Regions from separate parts of the Homo sapiens genome. Here region 2 is linked to region 1. Evidence: chromatin loops called from intact Hi-C (ENCODE). Cell type or tissue: ascending aorta. All regions are shown on one strand. Each heading gives the region's core, and the rest is flanking DNA. Links, peaks and the distances in the headings are about the cores only.

What was found. Hi-C counts contacts between places; a loop is a spot of excess contacts. Peaks named below come from ENCODE experiments on the same cell type or tissue, not always from the same donor. Only the 100,000 strongest peaks of a DNase experiment are listed, where the experiment ranks them.
Region 2: a loop joins it to region 1, with 3 times the contacts of the local background. A loop is called at or near these places in 4 of 110 quality-filtered maps.

Annotation. Positions count from the first base shown.
Region 1 is chr19:52,991,659-52,996,881 of GRCh38, forward strand. It overlaps the pseudogene ZNF702P. Among named protein-coding and RNA genes, the nearest start is that of ERVV-1, 20 kb to the right of the region's middle. RefSeq lists an enhancer at 584-1,203. In ascending aorta, for the core only: CTCF peaks have their summits at 2,070 (motif pointing right) and 2,271; DNase peaks (open chromatin) are centred at 1,113, 1,487, 2,043 and 2,383; H3K4me3 peaks cover 2,493 bases; H3K27ac peaks cover 2,503 bases.
Region 2 is chr19:52,854,804-52,860,278 of GRCh38, forward strand. ZNF468 (zinc finger protein 468) reads right to left here and starts at 2,816. Exons shown (of 4, transcript NM_001008801.2): 1 at 2,769-2,816. It also overlaps a transcript of ZNF320 not described here. RefSeq lists an enhancer at 2,415-2,494. In ascending aorta, for the core only: no CTCF peak of the experiment used is centred there; a DNase peak (open chromatin) is centred at 2,868; H3K4me3 peaks cover 1,861 bases; H3K27ac peaks cover 1,187 bases.

The sequences.
Region 1 (5,223 bases), core at 1-5,000:
ACCCTGGGAAAAGGGAAGAGAGTGACTCACAACTGAATAAGTCACTGCCCTCTGGCTGAATAGGGATTCCAAGTGGAAGCTGACCTCTGATGCCAAGATTTATAGAATGTACATGACTCATAGATAGGAATTTTAAAATTCTCAATCTCATCTGTATAATTTAAACAAGTTTTTAGTTATTAGATTATATACACAGAAGTCAACATGTCACACTAATCATATCCAATGAACTCACCCACTCATCTGAACCCAAAGTCCCCACCCCTTTTATTCTTTTGAGACAGGGTCTCACTCTGTTGACCAGGTTGGAGTGCAGTGGCATATCTCGGCTCACTGCAGCCTGGATCTCCTGGGCTCAAGTGATCCTCCTGCCTCAGCCTCCAGAGTAGTTGGGATTACAAGTGCGCACCATCCCCTTCTTTGGTCTATTTCTTCTCTTCCACCTCTTCTGCTCCATCCTCACAACTTACTTAACCTCTTGTTGCTTCTTCTTCCCAGTCTTTCGATCGTCCTCAATCTCCATACATTACCACCTCTTCTCCCACCTCTGCGCCTCCTCTGCTCTCCCTGTTAAACTCTCTCTTCCCTGTTAAACCCCCTGTCCCCACTCTCTGGCACCCCCGACCTCCAGGTGTCCTCCCTGCTGTGGTTCTCCCTCTTGCCACCAGCACCACTCTGCTCTGTCTGCCCTGGCTCCAAATCCCTCCTCCTCTCCCTCACTCTGATGAGCCAGGTCCCCCTCTTTGCTGCCCCTCTCCCTACCTTGCTGTCCTTCATCTCTCTGTACATCTAGCTTCTCTCCACATTTCTCCAGTTTTCTCCTCCTGCTATCTTAACTTTTTCTTTTCACTCTTGCTGTCTCTTGGCAAATCCCTCACCCATCCTCCACCTTGCCATCTGTTATGGGCCTTTCTCATTGTTCTATTCTCTGTCTCGAGTTTTCTACTGCCCTTGCTCGGTCTCCTGATTCCTTTGGCCCACACAATCACAGGAGAGTTTTGAGTAAGACGCCTGCATCCCAGAGGAGTGCATTTTCCAGGGGCTGGGGCTGGGCAGGCAAGAACACCCCTTGTCACAGGACAAGCCCTGGGCACCTCCCCAACGCGGACTCAGAGGAAGCGGCGACTGCTGAGGGGAGACCTGGCGAGCAGCAGGGCCCGGCACGAGGAGGGAGTTAGGGGGCGACGGCTCCTTAAGACAAGGGTGGGGTCTGCAGGATCCCAGGACCAGGCAGAGGATGCGGCCTCCTCGGGACGGGGGAGGCGGCGCTGCGCTCCAGGGACCGACGAGGGTGAGGGTGGGAGGCGCCCAGGGTGGGAATCCACCTCTCGGGTGAGGACTTTAAAAAGCACGGGGTGGAGGGAGTCAGAAAATAGTTACAAACAGGAAAACTACGAGATACGAAGTGTATACGTTGCCCTATAGCAGAAAGACCGGGGACGGGTCTAGCCTCAGGGCGACTTTAAACCCAAAAGGAAGCGACTTCTGGACTCTCACCGGGACGTCAAATTTTGCTCTGGGGATTAGCCGGGCCTGGTGGCGCATGCCTGTAATCCCAGCTACTCAGGAGGCTGAGGCAGGAGAATCGCTTGAACCCAGGAGGCGGAGGTTGCAGTGAGCCAAGACCGAGCCACTGCACTCCAGCCTGGCGACAGAGCGAGACTCCGTCTCAAAAAAAAAAAAAAAAAAAAAAAAAAATTTGCTCTGGGCGAAGGAAGAATGGTAGAAATTTCCAGGTATGTGGGGACCCCACGTCCCCTGGGACAGAAGTCCCAGGGACCTGCGGAGCGCAGACATAACACAACACAGAGCAAAACTCACCGCTGCGGTGACTTTCACTCCACGCGATCCGCTTCCCGGTTTACGCTAAACTGGGCGCTCGGGACAGAAGCCAGGTCTCGGCGGGACATGGCAGGGGGTGGGCGGGGCCTGGGCGAGGTGGGGGCGGGGCGCGAGGCGGAGAGACCTTCCCCTATAGAACCGGCAGGGGGCGGGGCGCGAGGCGGAGAGACCTTCCCCTATAGAACCGGCAGGGGGCGGGGCGCGAGGCGGAGAGACCTTCCCCTATAGAACCGGCAGAGGGCGGGGCGGGATCTGTGAGTCTCTCAGCCTCGGCGTGTTTTTGGGTTTTGGAGACGAGACCTGCCAGGAAAGCTGAGGCATGATTCAAAAGCCCTGGAACTGTCTGGAAGGGGAATGCAAACCAGAATGTGAAATGCAAAGCCCTGCCTGGGCGGAACGTATTATTTCATGCTGACGACCACAGAACAGAATAGAAATCCTCTCCCTTTCTATTCTCCACTCACTCAAGAGGGAGAGTCCACCCTGTGTCAGCTTCAGAGACTTCCCTAGAGCCACCGCCTGGGATGCGGGATGGAGTGCTCAGGCCAGGGAGGAGTGAGGTCACCACCTGCTGGTTAAACACAGCAGAGATGCGGGCGCACAAGGGGGCGTGGGAGGGCGCGGGGTGGGATCCTGAGTTCCCAGCTACTCAGGAAGCAGCGGCGGGAGGATCGCTGAGCCTGGGGCTCCAGGCCAGCCTGGGCGATAAAGTAACACCCCCTCCCGCAGGACTCCCTTCCTCGTCACTCTCTCTCTGTTTTTTGTTTTGTTTTGTTTTTAAACTTTCGTAAATAAAATTTTTTATGGTGTGAGACAGGGATCCAACATTATTTTTTTCCATGTGGATATCCAGTTACTTGTCCCAGCACATTTGTGGAAGAGCTCTATTACTTTCTTTTTTCACTTACTTTTTTCTTTTCTTTTTCTTTTTTATTTATTTATTTATTTTTTTTGAGACAGAGTATTTGTCTGTCGCCCAGGCTGCAGTGCAGTGGCGAGATCTCAGCTCACTGCACACTCTGCCTCCTGGGTTGAAGCGATTCTCCTGCCTCAACCTCCAGAATAGCTGGCATTACAGGCGTGCGCCCCCATGCCCGGCTAAGTTTTGTATTTTTTGGTAGAGACGAGGTTTAACAGTGTTGGCCAGGCTGGTCTCGAACTCCTGACTTTAAGTTATCTGCCTGCCTCAGCCTCCCAAAGTACTGAGTTTACAGGCGTGAGTTACCGTGCCTGTCCCAAGAAATACCCTTTTTCTTTCTTTCTTTTTTGAGACGGAGTCTCGTATTGTCACCCCAGCTGCTGTGCAGTGGCGCGTTCTTGGCTTGCTGCAACTTACGCCTCCCGGGTTCAAGCGATTCTCCTGCCTCAGCCTCCCGAGTAGCTAGGAATACAGGCGCCTGCCACCATGCCTGGCTAATTTTTTGTCTACTAAAAAGTAGAGACCAGGTTTCACTATGTTGGCCAGGCTGTTCTTGAACTCCTGACCTCGTAATCTGCCCCACTCGGCCTCCCAAAGTGCTGGGATTACAGGCGTGAGCCACCGCGCCTGGCCAAGAAATACTCTTTACTTCACTTTTTAAATGTTGAGAAAATATAATTGAAAACAAAAAAAATCTTCCCCTAAATGAGATATCATCTCCACCACGATAATAAAAGACTTTGCCACATACATCACTTTCATATTGTTTCTCTCCCTCTCCCAAATGGATTATCGGATGTTTCCTTAAGAGTGAGCTACAATTAAAGGCTTTGCCACTCTCACTACATTGGAAAGATTTTTCGGCCGGGCGCGGTGGCTCACGCCTGTAATCCCAACACTTTGGGAGGCCGAGGCGGGTGGATCACTAGGTCAGGAGATCGAGACCATTCTGGCTAACATGGTGAAACCCCGTCTCTACTAAAAATACAAAAAAATTAGCCAAGCGTGGCGGCGGGCGCCTGTAATCCCAGCTACTCGGGAGGCTGAGGCAGGAGAATGGCGTGAACCCGGGAGGCGGAGCTTGCAGAGAGCCGAGATTGCGCCACTGCACTCCAGCCTGGGCGACAGAGCGAGACTCCGTCTCAAAAAAAAAAAAAAAAAAAAAAGGAAAACAGCAAGCTATCGTGTTTCCTACCTTCAAAACACGGAAATTTTCAAAACTTGCAGGATAAAATACCACAACAAAACATTTATCATGCCGAGCTCAGTGGCTCACGCCTGAAATCCCAACACTTTGGGAGTCTGAGGAGGGAGGATCACTTGAGGCCAGGAGTTCCAGACCACCTGGCCAATATGGTGAAACCCCATCTCTACTAAAAATAAACAAACAGCCAGGCTTGGTGGTGCACACCTGTAGTCCCAACTACTCTGAACGCTGAGGCATGAGAATCCCTTGAACCTGGGGGGCGGAGTCTGCAATGAGCTGAGATTGCTCCACTGCGCTCCAGTCTGGGTGACAGGCGCATTCATCAAAGAATTTTTTCTAAAATCTCAAAATGGTGTCTGAATACATTTCTGTAGGACTTACGCTGACTTGCCACAGAACTCTCAGCAGTGATTCCCCATTGAGCCATGGGAACGGGTGGAAGGCTGGACAGGAAAGGGGATGCGTAAGTGAACTTTTCTTTGAATTTTTACTACACAACACATATATACATTGTGTGGTCTTTAAAATTTAAAAAAATTAATAATGGGTAGAAGAAGAATATGGCTCCATCTTCTCTAATGATAAGTTCTGCTCTGACGTCAGAACAAAATTATAATCATTTTTACCTAAAATGCCTGCTTCATCAGAGTTCCTGCAAAAAAAAAAAACACTTTTTTTTTCTTTTTTTTGAGACAGAGTCTTGCTCTGTCACCCAGGCTGCGGTGCAGTGGCGAGATCTCGGCTCACTGCAACCTCCACCTGCCGGATTCAAGCGATTCTCCTGCCTCAGTCTCCCCAGTAGGTGGGACTACAGGCTGGCCTGCCACCACGCCCGGCTAATTTTTTGTATTTTTAGTAGAGACGGGGTTTCACCGTGTTTCGATCTCCTGACCTCGTGATCCGCCCGCCTCGGCCTCCCAAAGTGCTGGGATTACAGGCGTGAGCCGCCGCGCCCAGCCAAAAAAGAAAACTTTAATAACTTTAAACATCAGCCATCACACGGTGTGTGTGCGTGTGTGTGTGTGTGTGTAAATAATCTAGGTAAACTACAAAATTAGCCGGGTAAATGTAATGGAATACATGCTTGTAAACAAACTTGTCATAATTTGTGATCTAAGGTTATTATTTGACATTAGCAATCTGGGTAATTTCCAGTTTAAGAATTACAGGGGCCGTGGTGGCTCAACCCTGTAATCCCAGCACTTTGGGAGGCCGAGGCGGGCGGATGCACGAGGTCAGGAGATCAACACCAGCC
Region 2 (5,475 bases), core at 166-5,165, 140 kb before region 1:
TACTTGAGGTCAGGAGTTCAAGAGCAGCCTGGCCAACATGGTGACACCCTGTCTCTACTAAAAATACAAAAAGTAGCCGAGATTGGTGGGTATCTCTAATCCCAGCTACTCGGGAGGCTGAGGTAGGAGAACTGCTTGAACCTGCGCGACCCGAGATCGCGCCACTGCACTCCTGCCTGGGTGACAGAGTAAGACTCAAAAATAAAATAAAATACAAATACAAAATTAGCAGGGTGTGGTGGCACACACCTGTAATCTTAGCTACTTGGGAGGCTGAGGCACAAGAATTGCTTGAACCCAGGAGATACAGGTTGCAGTGAGCCAAGATCACAAGACTGCACTCACAGCCCGGAGGACAGAGTGAGAGTCTGTTTGAAAAAAAAAAAAAAAGTGCATTTCTGATGGGATTGACACAGAGATAAGAAGACTTGAGTAATGCCATAGACACTGATGGGTAGAGGGAACTTCAGATGGGGGTGGGAGGGCATGGGAGACAGCTCTGAGCCTAGACCTGAAGGAGAAAGGGACAGTGCCATCTTCATTTAGAAACATTGAATAAGAGCAGGGACAACAACCTGAGACAGGAAGGATTTTGATGTTTGAAAAAAGAGAAAAGCAAATGTGACTGGGGCAGAGGGAGTCAGATGAGGGTAAGCTCCCAGGAGGAGGCTGGACACTGGCAGGGACCCTGAACACAGGGCTGTGGAGCCAAAGTGAAGAGTCGGGCTTTTGTCCTGGGGAACACGGGAAGCAGGTGGAGGGTTCCCTGCCAGGCACTGACATGACCTGCTTTAGATGTAGCTGTGATATTCTAATACAGACAAAGGCCTCCAAAGATCCTCTCTGTTTCTGAGTCTACCGCTCTGTTTCTTCCATTCTTCTGCTTTTTTTTTTTTCATTTTTGGGGTACTGCATCCCACTGAAAATTCTAATTACAACTGGGCACTCTCCTCTACCAGAAAAAAAGCCACACCCAGACACCGCCTCTATTTTGCCAATCATTTCAGGGGTCAGGATCACTCAGGTTGAGCTTTTCTGGTCTAGCCCTTCGTCGCAAAGATGCAGGGAGGTTCACTGGGGCTCAGAGCTGGAAACATTTTCACGAAGTTACCCTGAGAAGGTCTGAGATGAGTGAGAAGGTGTGCCTGAATTCTTACATGGGGGCCTGGAAGGGCTAATGGGATGGGTTGGTCTTATCATCCCATTCTTAAAATTAGAGAAGCATTTTTCACATGCCTGGGTTAAAGAAAATTCTTTTGAAAGGTTCTGATGAAATTGACTCCCAACATTGAATTCTTCCTTACAAGAAAATCACACTAACATTTATAAAATGCAGCAGTGTAAACACACAGCTCTTGACCTTGAAAACAGGGAAACAGGGTCAGCTGTAGAACCAAGACATAAGCAAATTATTTCAATCAAGAAATACATGGGTGGACAGCTGAGGTGGTTCACACCTGTAATTCCAGCACTTTGGGAGGTGGAGGTGGGTGGATTACCTGAGGTCAGGAGTTTGAGACCAACCTGGCCAACATGGTGAAACCCTATCTCTACTAGAAATACAAAAATTAGCTGGGCTCCATCCTTGCAACTTATTTAACCTCCTGTTGGTCCTTCTCCCCAATCTTTAGATCGTCCTCAATCTCCATAGATTTCTGCCTCTTCTCCCATCTATGCGCCTCCTCTGCTCTCCCTGTTAAATTCTCTCTTCTCTGTTATAACCCCCTGGACCCAATCTGGCACCCCAGATCCCCAGGTGTCCTCCCCGCTGTGCTTCTCCCTCTGTTCTCCTTGCCACCAGCACCACTCTGCTCTGTCTGACCCGGCTCCACATCCCTCCTCCTCTCCCTCACTCTGATGAGCCTCCACATTTCTGCCCCTCTCCCTACCTTGCTGTCCTTCATCTCTCTGTACATCTAGCTTTTCTCTACATTTCTCCAGTTGCTTTTCTCCTCCTGCTTTCTTATCTTTTATCACTTTTGCTGTCTCTTGGCAAATCCCTCACCCATCCTCTACTTTGCCATCTGTTATGGGTCTTTCTCATTCTTCTTTTCTCTGTCTCAGGTTTTCTACTGCTCTCTCAGTCCCTCTCTCTGTCTCCTGATCCCTTTGGCCCACACGATCACAAGAGGGTTTGGAGTAAGACGCCTGCATCTCGGAGAAGCGCATTTTCCAAGTGCTGGAGCTGGGCGGGCAAGAACACCCCGCGTCACAGGACAAGCCCCAGGCACCTCTCCAACGAGGGCTCAGGGGACGCGGTGACTGCGGAGGGGAGATCTGGGGAGCAGCAGGGCCCAGCAAGAGGAGGAGGGAGGTGGGGAGCGACGACGCCTTCGGACAAGGGTGGGATCCGCAGGATCCCAGGACCACAGAACGCAGCCTTCCCGGGACTGGGGTCGCCGCGCTGTGCTCCAGGAACCCAGGAGAGTAAGGCTGGGAGGCGCACAGGGTGGGAATACACCTCTAGGGTGAGGACTTTAAAAAGAGCCGTGCGGAAGGAGTCAAAAAACGGTTTTGAGCAGGAAAACTACGCGATAGGAAACGTATACATTGCCCTATGGCAGAAAGACCCGGGACGGGACCAGCCTCAGGGCGACTTTAAACCTAAAAAGAAGGGGCTTCCGGACTCCCAGTAGAACATCTCCATTTGCTCTGAGTGAAGGAAGAAAGGCGAGAACTTCCAGGTCTATGGGGACCCCACATCCCATGTACAGAAGTGCCGGGGACCTGGGAAGCTCAGACTTAACACCACACAGAGCAAAACTCACCGCCCGCCGCGGCGTGACCGTCATTCCACGGGATCCACTTCCTGGTCTGCGCGAATCTGCGCGCGCAGGACAGAAACCAGGCCTGGGTGGAGCCAACGAGGAGGCGAGCGGGGCCCGGGTGAGGTGTGGGCGGGGCGCGAAGCGGCGAGACCTTGCCCTTTAGAACCCGCAGAGGGCGGGGCCGGAGCGGGACCTGTGCATCTCTCAGCCTCCTCCCAACCCGTTCTCCGGGTTTTGGCGGCGAGAGCCCCCAGGAAGGCAGACGGATAATTCAAAAGCCCTGGAATAGTCTGGAAGGAGGATGCAAACTAGAATGTAAAATGCAAAGCCCTTTCTGGGCGGAACGTAGGATTTCATGCTGATGGCCCACAGGACAGTATAGAAATCTTCTCCCTTTCTATTCTCCATTCACTCAGGAGGGAGAGTCCACCCAGTGCTCAGCTTCAGAGACATCCCTAGGGCCACAGCCTGGGATGCCAGACGGAGTGCTCAGGCCAGGGAGGAGTGAGGTCACCACCTGCTGCTTAAACACAGCAGGGATGCGGGCGTGGGAGCCTGAGGTCCCAGCTACTCAGGAAGCAGCGGCGGGAGGATCGCTCAGCCTGGGGGTCCAGGACAGCCTGCGCGACAATGTAACATTCCCTCCCGCAGTCTCTCTCTTTTTTAAATTTTTAAAATAAAATTTTTATTAGGCCGGGCACGGTGACTCACGCCTGTAATCCCAGCACTTTGGGAGGCTGAGGCGGGCGGATCACGAGGTCAGGAGATCGCGACCATCCTGGCTTACACGATGAAACCCCGTCTCCACTAAAAATACAAAAATTAGCCGGGCGTGGTGGCGGGCGCCTGTAGTCCCAGCTACTCAGGAGGCTGAGGCAGGAGAATGCGGTGAACATGGGAGGTGGAGCTTGCAGTGGGCCGAGACCGAGCCACTGCACTCCAGCCTGGGCGACAGAGCCAGACTCCCTCTCTAAAAATAAATAAACAAACTAAATTTGCTTGTGTGAGATAGGAATACAACATTACTCTTCTCCATATGGATATCCAGTTAGTTGTCCCAGCACATTTGTAAAAGAGATCTGTTACTTTCTCCTTTTTATTTACATTTTTTCTTTTTCTTCTTCTTCTTCTTTTTTTTTTTTTTTTTGAGACTGAGTATTTCTCTGTCGCCCAGGCTGGAGTACAATGGTGACATCTCGGCTCACTGCAGCCTCTGCCTCCTGGGTTGAAGCGATTCTTCTGCCTCAGCCTCCGGAGTAGCTGGCATTACAGGCACACCCACCATGCCCGGCTAATTTTTGTATTTTGGGTACAGACGGGGTTTCATCATGTTGGACAGGCTGGTCTCGAACTCCTGACTTCAAGTGATCCGCCTGCCTCGGCCTCCCGAAGTTCTGGGATTACAGGCGTGAGCCACTGTGCCTGGCCCAAGAAATACTCTTTACTTCGCTTTTTAAATGTTGAAAAAATACAATTGAAAACTAAAAAATCTTCCCCAAAATGAGAAATCATCTTCATGACAAAACAGGAAGAAATAAAAACCATTTTATTAGTAAATAAGCCTTAGACCAGAATGTGTTGGGAAATACAGGCAAAGAGCTGAGAGGTTGAAAAGAGAGAAACTTCACTGCTCTATACAACCCATTAAGTACATGTTTTCAAGATAAACACTAATCAGTCCTCAGGGAAGAGGACTTGACAAGTCTTTGGTCGCACATAGTTCATCCTGGCTCTACTTGGTAATGGAGGTGACCATCTGTGTCAGCTAACTAGCTTCATGCAGAAGGAGGGGAAATACATTAACCCACGTCTTTTTGACAAGTGTGAGTTTTACGACATGGCGACAGGTGCCCTCTCTAGTGAGGCTCCTACAATCTGACGGAAACTGACGTCAGCAGTAAATAATAAAATTCAGAATACACGATTAATTATAGAGTTTATTGGAACACAAAGTTTGAGGATAGCCATCTGGAAACATCAACTCCAAATGAAGGGGGCCCGTGTTCCCATGTAGAGATGTTAAGGTTTCACACACAGGGAAAGACAGAGAAGCTTTAGCAGAATCAACACATTTTCCATTCAAGACCAGTGCATAGGCTGCGGCAGCTTGACTGGTGATGGATTGATACACTTCAAGGAAGGTTACTTTATCACTCCGTAAGAAGGGACAATGATGCCAAAAGGTCTTATCTCTGGGGCTGGGTAGTCTTCCTACTTACAGGTAAACTGTTTTTTTTTAAATTGATATTAGGAAACTAAATTTTATTGCACTACACGCTACCAGTTACAAAGTAGGGTGTCCTCATAAACAAAGGAAATGCCTCCTCTTTAAGTTTTTCTTTCTTTTTTTTTTTTTTTTGAGACGGTGTATCGCTCTGTCACCCAGGCTGGAATGCAGTGGCGCAATATCCGCTCACTGCAAGCTCCGCCTCCCGGGTTCACGCCATTCTCCTGCCTCAGCCTCCAGAGTAGCTGGGACTACAGGCGCCCGCCACCACGCCCGGCTAATTTTTGGAATTTTTAGTAGAGACGGGGTTTCACCGTGTTAGCCAGGATGGTCTCGATCTCCTGACCTTGTGATGCTCCCGCCTCGGCCTCCCAAAGTGCTGGGATTACAGGCGTGAGCCACTGCACCTGGCCTGTTTTTCTTACATAGGCGCCTAGGTAAAAACTAAGATATGTCTACCTGCCGGTCTGCTGACAGTCT